Regions from separate parts of the Homo sapiens genome. Here all the other regions are linked to region 1. A link is a contact called in ENCODE Hi-C or POLR2A ChIA-PET data. All regions are on one chromosome and are shown on one strand. The core of a region is the stretch at or near the end of the contact, and the rest is flanking DNA. Distances in the headings are between cores, read along the strand shown.

Region 1 (4,060 bases), core at 697-3,196:
GGCTGCCCAGTTTTATGAAACTCAGGGCCCTGGTGGCATAGGCACCCGAGGGAATCTCCTGGTCTGTGGGTTGCATAGACCATGGGAAAAGCGTAGTATCTGGGCTGGAGTGCACCAGTCTTCATGTCAGAGTCCTTCATGGCTTCCCTTGGCTAGGGGAGGGAGTTCCCTGACCCCTTGCACTTCCCAGGTAAGGCAATGTCCCACCCTGCTTCAGCTTGCCCTCCATGGGTTTCACTCACTGTCTAGCCAGTCCCAATGAGATGAGCCAAGTACCTCAGTTGGAAATGCAGAAATTACTCATCTTCTGTGTGGATCTCACTGGGAGCTGCACACCAGAGCTGATCCTATTCAGCCATTTTGCCAGCCACTGAATTTTTATTATAATTTTGGATAATTGTGAAATTTTTTATTTGATAACTATGATTCTTTGGAAATGATGTCAAAACCAAGATATTTTCTCCTATTTCAACAGTCTCAATCCATTTCCATCTCTCTTCTTCACATAGCTCCTTGTTCTTCTCTCACATTTCTGCATTTCCTCTCACAAAGTTTAGAATTTCTGTAAGAGGTTAGCAAAGGTGACCTATGTCCAGTACGAGAAACAACCCTGTCATAATGAAGGAGAGATCCAGGCTACAGTGAGTGATCTATTCACTTGCTGCATGTCTTAGTCTATTCAGGCTGCTATAACAAAGTACTTTAGACTCAGTAATTTATAAACAACAGAGATTTATTTCTTAGAGGTCTGGAGGCTGGGAAGTCCAACATCAAAGCACCAGTAGATTTGGTGTCTGGTAATTGGCTTAATAGATGGTGACTTGTTGCTGCATCCTTACATGGCAAAAAAGAGCCAGAGAGCTCACTCAAGCCTCTTTTATAAGGTCACTATTCTCATTCATAAGGGTCAAGCCCTCACCTTATGACTTAATCACTTCCTAAAGGCCATACCTCTTAATACTATCACATTGGGTATTAGGCCTCAACATATAAATTCGTGGGGTACACCAATTTAGAACATAGTGCTGCACCTCAACGCAATTTAATGGACTATCATCTGGTCATACCTTCTCTCTGTGAAGATTTTTAGACCCTACTGGCTTACCTCCGTTAGTGATGCTCTCTGACAGTCTTCAGCTTGGCAATGTGCCTTAGTATAGGCACTGCATCCATGTTGCAACACAGTTCTCCATAGGGTTCTATATCATGAGTTATGGCAGGTATGTTAAGCAAGCTAGCATGAGCTTTTAAGACTCTGAAACACACACTGAAAATCCACACACATCATCCAGCATATGGAAAGCAAACCTAGGAGAAAATATGGAATTTGGAAAAAGGCATAAGAGAATGACATTAGCAAAATAAATAAAACAATAACGATTTGGGCAACAGCCAAAAACACAAGTAAAAAATGAGAGGTATTTTGACTCCCTAATATATTAAAATGTGTCATTCACATACTCACACTGCATGCATGATTTAGCTTTCTTTTTTCTCAGCCTCAGCAACAGCTAGGAATACTTTGTTGACAGTTTTTACCTCATAAATTTGGTTCCCTGATCTAATTTTTCATTACGAGAAAAAAGAAAGGAAAAAAACTTAAAGATCTTTCCTCAAATGAGATTCTCTTTCCCTCTGGGTTTTTATTGATTTGTAATTGCACTGATATTTCACATTTCTATTTAAAAACACCGTGTTCTAATGCTCAGTCTGGCAGAGGCTTCCTTTTGCATTTGACAGGACGCCCACCAAATCATTCTATTATGGAGACAGCTCAGGGTTCTGGGAAAATCAATAGGAGTTTAGCTCCTGGGAGGCAGAGAGATGGAGAAATGTGAGCAGTGGCTACTAGCAACCACTGGGCTAGGAATGTCTCTAAAGGCTAAAGTCAGGCCACAGGCCTGCAAAGTGTGGAATTTTAGCAGTTATGTAACTACATTTTTAGGTTAATGATTCAGTCTCTGTGTTTTGGCTCTGTTTCCTTGAGGGTAGCTGCTCCTGAGGGAGAAGCATTGTCGTTTCACTGAGAATTGCCACTTCACTGACCATCGTTTTTGTGTGAAAAAGAAAGGCCTTTTAGAAAAAGCAGATTTGTTTAAGTTTCTAAATAGCAAATCCTTGGCCCCTATAATTCACATTGCTTTGCCATCAATTTTAGACAGTGTTCAATTACACATTGAGGCAAAGACAGGTCTTCTCTTTAGCTATGTCCTGTTAAAAGCCTGCCTCCCTACTACTTGTGGTAGGTATCCATTCTAATGATTCTGCTAGCTGTTTTTCCCCCATCTGTGCCTGAAAAATCAAATCGTCTGCTCAAAAGTCAATGAAATGTCTTAAGCTGCTAGGGCAGCTAAATAAATCTGCTAACAACAATAACCTTACTGAGGAGGAATGTAAAAAAAAAAAAATTACTTTGTATTCCTCAGAAGGCATTCTGGTAAACAGTCACACCATACTAAAGCCCAGCTCTAAAATGCAACCTATCGCGGTGCTGGACAGATTATATTTTGTGAGCAGGGCTGATGGTTCACATGTAAACCTATGGCATTCATTCTGCTAACACCCCACCCACAACAGCTGAGAGTGAGCTTCTGCAATGAACTGCTTCAGAGTGGTTGGGGCTATTATCTAACGAGTTTGTATTCAGGCAAGGACCTGAGTCTTACTTGAAAAATGTTTAAGATTAAGGCTTTCAAGCAGCAAACCTTACCATCAAGGAGAAAGAATAACCTCCTATGGGAGATAGCCAAACTTAAAACAAAATTGACCAAGCAGAAAGTTATAAATAATATTATTTTAACAGGGTTTTGAGGTGCAGCCAAACATTTTGGAATGTTCTCAGTCCAAACAAAACCAGCATACTTCTCATTTTTTCCAACCTCATGACTGAGGCAGGAGGTAAATGGAAAGGAAAAAAGCCTACAGTTGCAAAATGTAAATTTAAAAGAAAAATCAATCTGGACAGTCATATAAACCAGGTGGCAGGCAAAAATTGGACTCATTTATGAAGAAATGCAAGGCATCCTGTAACAGGCAACAATTAAGGAACAGTAAAAAGACCAAAGAACTTGGAAACCAAAACAGGTTCAAATCTTAAGTCCACCACTCACAAAAATGTGGGTGTCTGGATAAACTTCTTAGCTTCTCTGAGACTCATGGTTCCTCACCTGGAAAATGGAGGGAATAGCACTGATCTCACAAAGTTCTTGCATTTAAAGAGATTAAAAATGGAAGCACCTAGCACAGCACTCCAGCACATACAAGAATGTTAAATCTCCACTGCCTCATCCTACTGTTTCCCCAGTCCCTCCACCCCACCTCCCACTCCAGCAAACCAGAAGAACTAAAGATTTGCCTTGGATTAAAATGTTTTAAGCAGTTTGGGTTTTGTTGGTTGTTGTTAAGGGTGATAGTGTCATACTAAAAAAATGTAACTGGGCTAGGAATCTAGAGAACTGAGTCTGTTTGATTCTGCAGCTTTCTAACTATTAATTTAAAGCAGTGACCTCACCTTTTTGGGCTTCAGGTTCTTCTGTTTAAAGTGAGGCCACTGTAATAATCTATAAGGAATACCAGTTTTAATATTCAAGAAATTGCCTGTTATATTATTCATGGGGAGAGATACGACAGGGGTCCTGTTGTTTTGTTGGTTTGTTTGTTTGCTTAAAGATAGGGTTTTGCTCTGTTGCCCAGGCTTGAGTGCAAAGGCATGATCATAGTTCACTGCAGCCTCTACCTTCTGGGCTCAAGTGATCCTCCCACCTCAGCCTTCCAAGTAGCTAGGACTACAGGCATCCACCACCACACCCTGCTAGTGTATTTATTTTTTGTAGAGACAAGGTCTCTATGTTGCCCAGGCTGGTTTCAAACTCCTGGTCTAAGGCAATTCTCCCACCTCAGTCTCCCAAAGTGCATGAGCCACCACACCAGGCCTTATTTTGTTTTGATTTTGCCTCCTGCTGATATATTATTTCAAAGTTTTTGTATAACTAGTACTAGTATTTTTCTTTTACATGCAGAGATCTTATTGAAGGCAAAAAGAGCCTTATTTTCAGAAGTT
Region 2 (4,060 bases), core at 524-3,023, 89 kb after region 1:
AGATGTGAACGACAAAGCATTTAAATGATCTGTGTTGTCATTTTTGCAACACGAGCTCACACAGATGATGGTCGATTTAATAAATCAAATTGGACAAAAAAAAATTCAGTCTCTCTCCACAACCTTTCTCAAAACTACCGTCAGAGTTTTCTTCTCCCCTCAACGACCTCTTGGGCAGATCCACGACTTTCTGTTTACTTTCAAGTACTATAGAACTTATTTTCAGGAATCAAAAAACTCTAACCCAATCAGATACCAAAACTTCAATTTATTCTTGAAATCAATGTTTTTCCTCCCCAGCTCAAGTGCATTTGTGTCTTTCTTTGTTGTCAAATGCCCTGTGTAGGACAGATGTTCCAAGAAGTCTTTTTCATGAAGTACCTCTGTTAATTCTTTGGAGACCCTTTCAGGGACTCATACATTTAACATTTCCTGATGCATTCAAAACACTCTCTCGTTAATCTTTTGTAAGAACCTTGACTCCTGTACCAGAAGGTGCTTGGGATTCCTTCATTCCAGCATGCACCCCTCTTGCTGTGAAATGGTGGGAGGCCCTTCAAATAACTTGCACTAACTTGCACAGTGCTACTTGTCCTGCAGGAAAATGAACACATCCTCCCCCATCATGTTCTCAAACTTCAAGCACTGCTGCCTTTTGGCCTCACTCTGTCATGCTGCGCATCTTCAGCCACCTCATACCTGTGATTTCTCCTGCAGAGTCAGGCACCAGGCCCTGTGCTGCCCACATTCAAGCACTGCCTGGCTAAACACTGAAGCCATTAACCACATGTGTCCATTGAACACTTGAAATGTGCCAGTCCAAATTGAGATCTCAAAGCTTTAGTATTAAAACACACACACACACACACACACACGCACACACAGAGCAAGATGTCTCATCACTAATTTTTATATCAACCACGTGATAATATTTTGGATATATTGGCTTAAATAAAATGTATTAGTAAAATTAATCACCCATTTCCTTTCCCTGTTTTTTAAATAGGCTACTAAAAAATAAATTACATGTGTGGCTCACATCATATTTCTATCGGCCTGCACTTCTCTAGAGCCTTGGACACAAAGAATGCCCCCGACCAGAGCACTGGCATCGCCCAGGAGCCTCTTAGTAGCAGAGAGCTTGGACTGGCAGTAGTGCTCAGAATTGTCATTTTAACCAGATCTCTGGGTGAAGTTCTGATGTAGGATAGAGGTACTTATTCTGAGGTCTCAGCACTCATGTTGATTCTTAACAGTCTGTTACCAGTTCATGACAAAATAAGTGCAGGAATTAAGAGTACTGTTCAGAAATTTTTATAGCAATTTGATGTTACAATACAGAGTATGTAACCTCTGAACATTGTTTCCATTTCATTTTTCTAAAAATTCAGTTCTAGTAAATCTATAAACCTGTCACTCCATGATGGACTGGAAATTGAAACAGGTTGGTCCTTTATCACAGAAAGTTTGCAAAGTCCTGCTCTAGAGGGCACCCTTCAAACTCTCTGAGGAAATTTCTCGAACTCTGTAAGATGGCAGTATTCCCCACTAGTGAGCCTCTCTGTCCTCACCACCTTTGCTCCAGAGGGTTTTCTCTCAATTTCCTCTCTTGGATCAAGACGAAGTCACATAGCAGCTTACCCTTCCGTGCCAAAGTGCTCTCTTTTCCTACAATTTTCTTCCCGGCTGTTAAATGTGTTCTTTGGAGTGACAATATTTGATGATTGGCCAACACCTTAACACATCCTGTGGGGAACATGTCTAAGTACCTTTCTTCAGAATGTGCAATGCAATTGTCACAGGTTACCCTCAGTTTTGGACGTTAGCCCAAATTCCAAAGCAATGAGAAAGTTCCCAGTCTGTATCCAATCAAGGCAAAGACTCCCAGCTTCTCTGGGGAACTTATTTTGGGCTCTGGCATTTTCTGTTTTGTCTTTTCCCCCGTCAAAACACTCCTCCAATTTCCCCACATGAGTTGAAGTAGTCTTGGCAATCAATCCTAATTTGAAAGTTTTAACTGGAATAATATGTAATCTTTCTTAAATATTATACTCTAGGCTTCTTCTACATTTTAAGGAAAATCTTGTAGACGTGCCCAACACATTCTATTAAGATATAGATATACATAAGTTAGTGCATATCACGTATTCCTTGTATGGGAATTTAAACCTCTTTTTTAGTCAATTTAATGTCCACAAGCAGTTCACCATTTAATCTTATGGCTTATTTTGTATAAAGAAAGTCTTCTTCATTAAATGAAGAACCGCTTTCTAATTCTCAATTTTAACAACATAATCACAGATTTCCTTGCACCAAATTTATTTAAAGAAAAACACACCTGAGTTTTCAGTTTATACCCACATTAGTATTTTATTAATAGTTTGAATGTTAAGTGGCAACCACATTCCAAAAACCCTGAAAAATTCATAATTTCTTTATGGTTTTTAAGAGCTTTGCTTCTTGCCATGATACTTTCAATAGATTTATAAGTGTAAGCAATTCATTTTTTTTTAAAGAAAGTAATGGATATTTATTGATTTCTTAATATGCACTAGGCACCCTATTATAATGTACTCTTTTGTACTAAATCTACAAAAATGAATAAAACATGTCCTTCCCTTGTGTAACTCAAGAGTCTGGGTGATGAGACAGACTCCTACACAGAAAATACAACACAATATCAGGGGTTATAAGACAGTATTTTGTGCAGGATTCTGTGGGGGTAGAAGGAAGGGGCCCTTAACTCCTAAGGAGATTAGGGAAAAGCTTCCTGGGGAAGATGATGCCTGGAACTAGAACTAGAGGGAATCATAGCAGGTTTTTCAAGTTAAAAAAAAAAAAGTTTGCAAAACATTCAAGGCAGTGGGTACTGCATGATTAAATATTCAAAGGCATGAAACAGTCTAAAAGTTTTAGAGCTAAGTAGGTTAAAATGAGGCCGGAGAACAGAGAGAAACCAGGTGATGGAGACCCTGAATGTTACACCTAGGAGCATGAACGTGACTCAACAGGTGTTGCAGGCTGTGAAAGTGGTTCAAGCTTCTAACGCCATAGTTGCCCATTAGTTTCTCTTCTGGTCTAATTTTGCAATTATTTACATAGAAGATCTTTAATATAAACCTTTGTTGAGTTCAAGGCCACATATAAAAATCAGAGAGAATGATAGCGTCAGTGAAACAAGCAATATATAAAAGAAGCAGGAACACTCTCTAGCTTCCTTCATGAGTAAGAATAATTGCCTTAACTGTTTTTGGCACTAAGTCCGTTTTCATATGGCATTCTATTTTCTAGAGTGACTTTGTGACATAGATTAGGCAGATATCATTTTTTCCACTACAGTTGAGAAAGTTGCCACCAAGAGAGAGAAAGTCAGAACAGTAGTAAATGGCAGAAGAAGAAGATGGAACCAGGTCTTTAAGCTGCAGATGCTTTGCTCTTCTCTTTCACTAGGAAATGGAATCTATGTTAATGAAATTCCTTGCCAAATTTAAGAGGTAATTGTTGATAACGAATGCCATAGGTAACATTACCCTGACACACACGTTTTGTAAATTTGTCTAAACTAAGTTTGCTATGTATATGATACTATTAATAATGATTAAAAACTAATAATTTATTGAGCACCAGAAAGTGACTATTTTTCTTCCTTTGTTAGTGTTTTCTTCTACAAATTTTCTTCTAAGAATGGTTTTAGCTACATCTCACAAATATTGATATTTTGTGCTTTTATTATCATTTAGTTCAAAATATTTTCTGACTTCTCTTATAAGTACTTCTTTGATCTATGGGTTATTTGGAAGTGTGTTGTTAATTTCCAAATATATGAAAGTTTCCTTGAGATCATTTTGTTATTGATTCCTAATTCAGTTATACTGCGGTCAGGGAACATACTCTGTAAGATTTTAGTCTTTTCAAATTGATTGAGATTCCTATTAAGGTCCGGAATATGATCTAGGTGAATAGTCCATGAGTACTGGAAGGAATGTGCACTCTGCAATTATCAGGTACAGTGTTCTGTCAATAGTGATTAGGTTCAGGCAGTTGGTGATGTTCAGATATT
Region 3 (4,060 bases), core at 425-2,924, 71 kb after region 1:
AAACAAGCTGGACACTTGAGCTACATTTCAGTCTCTTAGGTAACAAAGCTGTGTACGACAGTGCTATTTTGGCACTTTTTGTTTTGGTGGCAATCCAAACATGTAGAATCTTCAAAATTAATTGTGGAAGACGGGAATATTTTGATTAATCTTCAGTGAATAATCTAGTTCAGCCAACATTTCTTGGCACTCACGTACACTGCTGCCCACAGGGTTATTTTTTGTTAAACTTCCTAACAGGATCTGATATTGTACATTGTAAATACATAAGTAAAATAATCAAGGCCCAAGGTTTTTTATTTGTTTAGTGTTAGGATTTTTTTTTCTTTTTTGAGACGATGTTAGACATACAGAAGAGTTGCAAAATAGTACAGAGGATTTTCTTAGAGCCTTCACCCAGCTTCCCTTAATGTCGACATTTTGCATAACCATCATACAATTATCAAAGCTGAGAAATTAACATTGCTACAATACTGTTTACTAAACTACAAAATTTATTCAGATTCCATTTCTTCCACTGATGTACTTTTACTGTTCCAAGATCTAACAGAGGTCTGATTTTAATACAAGATTGTTTTTTCATGTAAGAGAGGAGGTAGAGTTCTTAAGTCATGGGATCCCCTAGAAGTTAGGCTCCATGACAGCCAAGACCTTGTCAGTCTTGTTTATCTCTGTAACCACAGGCCCAGGAAGAGTGCCTGGAACATAGAGACTTGAACATGTTGAGTGAAGGAACGAATGACTAAGTGACCAGTCAGAACATTCTCTTCATTTTTACAGAAAGAAACCCAACAAGACCAGATTCAAGGGATTCTTTTAAATATTTCATTTTCCCTTAATGTCTAAATTCTCATGGTTACTTTGGGATTTTTATATGGCATAGTTAGACTGGAATTAGACTTGAATGATTAAGAATATTGGAGAAACAGGTAACAATCCCACCGCTAACTACCTCTTACCCTAACCTACAAAGCTAGGCTAAATGCCATTACCTGTGTTCCATTAAGTATATTTTATACCATACTTATTATACTATGCAATAATTAACTGTGCATTATAGAATGAACTTCTGCGCAACAGTTTTTTCATCTGATTATGCCAAATACCTAATTTATATTAGATACATAGCAACACTGAATAAATACATCGTTACCTTTCTTCAGTACACCAATCACCTGTACACCAACATCAAACACACAGTGTTATTTATATCACATTGTTGATGCTAATACTTAACAAATTGTTCATTATTAACGATAATGTAAAATTGTTCATAAGAAAACTGAATTTCACGCCCACATTATAAACCAAACCCTTAAGGGAAAGTTTATTCTAAGACCAACTAACATATTCTGATCTTCCTTTTAACTTCTAGATATATTTGTGACTTACAAGAAGTACATTTATGTTCTTTATATGTTTGTTAGACTTGCTCACCAAACAGAGTGAGCTGGTTTATTTTGACTGTGTTACTCAAGTACTTAAAACATAGCCACATGCTATAAGCTACTCAATAACAAGCTGTCTTTGGTGTAATCAAAAACAGAGCAGAGAATATGAAAGCCATTCACAGCCATTCTCCCAATGCTTTATGGCTACTTCCTAAAACCATCATTCACTCTCACACACAGTGACTCAGGCAAACCCACATCCTTCTCCCTGACAGGCGCGGTTGCCCTCCTGGCTTAATCCTACTGGGAGGCAAGACCTCATGGTGAGAGTAAAGGAGTTTAAAGGGTTTTAGACCAGCCAGCTGGTGGATAGGGCAGAACTTCAAGTAATCAAAGATAATTCACTCCTGGGTGCATGTGTAGTCACACTGTAAGCAAGTGTGTCTATCAACAAAAAACAAACACAACTGAGAAATCGCATCATAGAGAAACAAAGCTAAAAGGGCCCATGTAGAGGAAAACACGGGATACTAGAGAGGTAAAGTAACTCACCTTAGACCACACAATGGAAGTCCCAGTTAGCAGCCAAAATACTTCAGAATGAAAATCATTCGATTGATTTTTCCAAAATCACTGCTTCAAAACCACTAAAGCTAACAGCAGCAGGTATTGCAAATCAGGCCATGTTGCTCCCTTGCTTGAGACCTTTGAATGGATTCTGGTTGGGCTGAGGGGCCAAGCTTGTCAGTGTAGTTTACTAGCACTTCAACTCTCTGGTCTTGCTTGCCTGCCTGTCTCACCTCTCATCATTCCCACTTATACTCCACAGGATCCCATCACACTGTCCTGTTTGGAGTTGATCTGTGATGTTGGGTCCATGTTCCATGTTGTCTTTGGTCTCTGTTCCCTCTGCTAGAATGAATGTCACCCTGTCAGACACCACCCTCCTCTTTGTTCTCCTTGGACCCTACATTTCCCTACTTAACACTGCTTAGGCCAGAATTGAAATTGGCCTTTTTTCTTTGTTTGTTTGTTTCTTTATTTGTTTGTTTTCGCCACTTTCTCTATAAAATGATAAAAAACTTGAGAGCAGCAATCATGTCTTTCTGATTCACTGCTCTATTCCCAGGCCCTTGTACTGTGCCTGACACGTGATAAGTAGTAAATAAATATTTTTTCAATAAATAAATAAATACATTAAATTAAAAATTTCTTGTTAATTGCCTATAATTACTAAACATCCTATGAATATCATTTCCCCCCTGAGAAAATAACACTATATAAGCCTAAAACCAAGCCGTATAATATTTCATAGGGGTTGGTTTGCTATAAATTGAAAATCAGGTTATTAACATTATTATTCCCAAGCATCATGCTATATCTATGCCCTTTAATAAATTAGGTTACCAAAAACTATATCCACCCACCCTATTCCCACAAAATGATACTCAGAAAGCAGTTTCAACATTCTGGACTCTTAGACATCTGGTCCACTAATTTTGGATTTGAAGCTGTCTCCATAATAGTTGAAGAAGCAAGCTTTGAATTCCCAGCCCCTGAATACCAGGTATCTGGACCTTGGGCACTGTGACATTGGAGCCCACACACCTTCTTGCTAACCCTAAAACAATAAGCCTGCACCACCCATTATATGCATCCTTTCCACTGTAAGAATGAGTTTCCTATAAAAAATGCTTTATAGCACAGTGTCATTTTATGCACATAAAAGAGCTAAACTTTTATTTTTCTCATATTCCAGGGTTTTTCTGAGGGGACCACGTGATGATAAAGCTGTCTTTCTGCAAGTATTTACATCTCCTGTCTTCTTCTGCACGTGCATAAAGGATTGCATTTGAATCCCTGCCAAGATAAGTCTTAATTGATTTTTTTCAGGTGTTTCCTACTGCCATGGCAACCATAACCAAATATCTTTTCATGAATAGCTTTGTCAATTGCAATATAATATTCTCACTGAATACAGTCTCCAGTTCTCTTTCTACAAAGCTCTCAGGAGCTTTCTCTTCTCTGGCCTAACATCTCTTTTCCTTCAAGCCTCTGGGCCCCATGAAAATCATATATTTAAATAGCACACATGGTTTTTTAAAATGAGAACCTCCTATGATTTCCATCAGTAATAACACACACAAAGATAAAAATAGAGTATGCTTTCAAGGGTAATAGATATTTTATTACTGGCATGATTTGTCAAATACCTATAATCCCTCTCAAATCAACTTTGATGGTGTTATTTCGTTTTTTGTTTTTGTCTCCCAAGAAAAATCATTATTCATCTTAAGAGAGAACATCTTGTCAAGTGTTGCAGTTCAACAAAATAAGGAAAACATCTCTGCCAAAACGCAGCAAATGTGATTACACAAGGCCAAGGAGAAGCCCATAATTAGATCATTACCATGGAAACAACCTAATTACATGTGTAAAGCAGTGAGGGCTGAGTTGTAGATCTGAATATGTGAATATCATTGTCTATGTTATAAAATTTCTGCTACTTAGCTTTCCCCAAATATAAAATATAAACTATATAGATAAATCTTAGTTTAAATGAATGAAAAAATACTGTACGTTGTGTGAATGGAGTTCAGGGATATTCACTCTATTATAAACATATACATATACCTTAAATGAGAAAAAAATATTTCAATGTGCACATT

What was found. Hi-C counts contacts between places; a loop is a spot of excess contacts on that map. ChIA-PET counts read pairs that join two places held with the same protein, here RNA polymerase II (POLR2A). Pooled maps may share reads with other maps.
Region 2: a loop to region 1 is called in a pooled map, with 4 times the contacts of the local background. The contact joins the promoter of LINC02015 here to the enhancer-like site in region 1. A Hi-C loop is called at or near these places in 4 of 168 maps with a recorded cell type or tissue (ascending aorta, astrocyte of the cerebellum, endothelial cell of umbilical vein and 1 more) and 2 of 50 pooled maps. POLR2A ChIA-PET finds 5 or more read pairs at or near these places in 2 of 52 experiments (AG04450 and CD4-positive, alpha-beta T cell).
Region 3: a loop to region 1 is called in a map of IMR-90, with 3 times the contacts of the local background. The contact joins two enhancer-like sites. A Hi-C loop is called at or near these places in 6 of 168 maps with a recorded cell type or tissue (Calu3, IMR-90, ascending aorta and 3 more), 1 of 37 single-sample maps with no recorded cell type and 3 of 50 pooled maps. POLR2A ChIA-PET finds 5 or more read pairs at or near these places in 2 of 52 experiments (CD4-positive, alpha-beta T cell and OCI-LY7).

The regions. Positions count from the first base shown.
Region 1 is chr3:177,904,142-177,908,201 of GRCh38, reverse strand. No RefSeq gene overlaps it. Among named protein-coding and RNA genes, the nearest start is that of LINC02015, 89 kb to the right of the region's middle. Within about 2 kb of position 1,946, at least 8 of the 41 ENCODE cell types and tissues checked have a DNase peak (open chromatin) inside an H3K27ac peak, as active enhancers do; they include IMR-90 and ascending aorta, where a contact is called at or near this core.
Region 2 is chr3:177,814,578-177,818,637 of GRCh38, reverse strand. It overlaps LINC02015 (long intergenic non-protein coding RNA 2015), which reads right to left and starts at 1,773. Exons shown (of 3, transcript NR_110826.1): 1 at 1,642-1,773.
Region 3 is chr3:177,832,770-177,836,829 of GRCh38, reverse strand. The region is part of intron 1 of LINC02015 (long intergenic non-protein coding RNA 2015); the gene reads right to left. Among named protein-coding and RNA genes, the nearest start is that of LINC02015, 18 kb to the right of the region's middle. Within about 2 kb of position 1,674, at least 5 of the 41 ENCODE cell types and tissues checked have a DNase peak (open chromatin) inside an H3K27ac peak, as active enhancers do; they include IMR-90, where a contact is called at or near this core.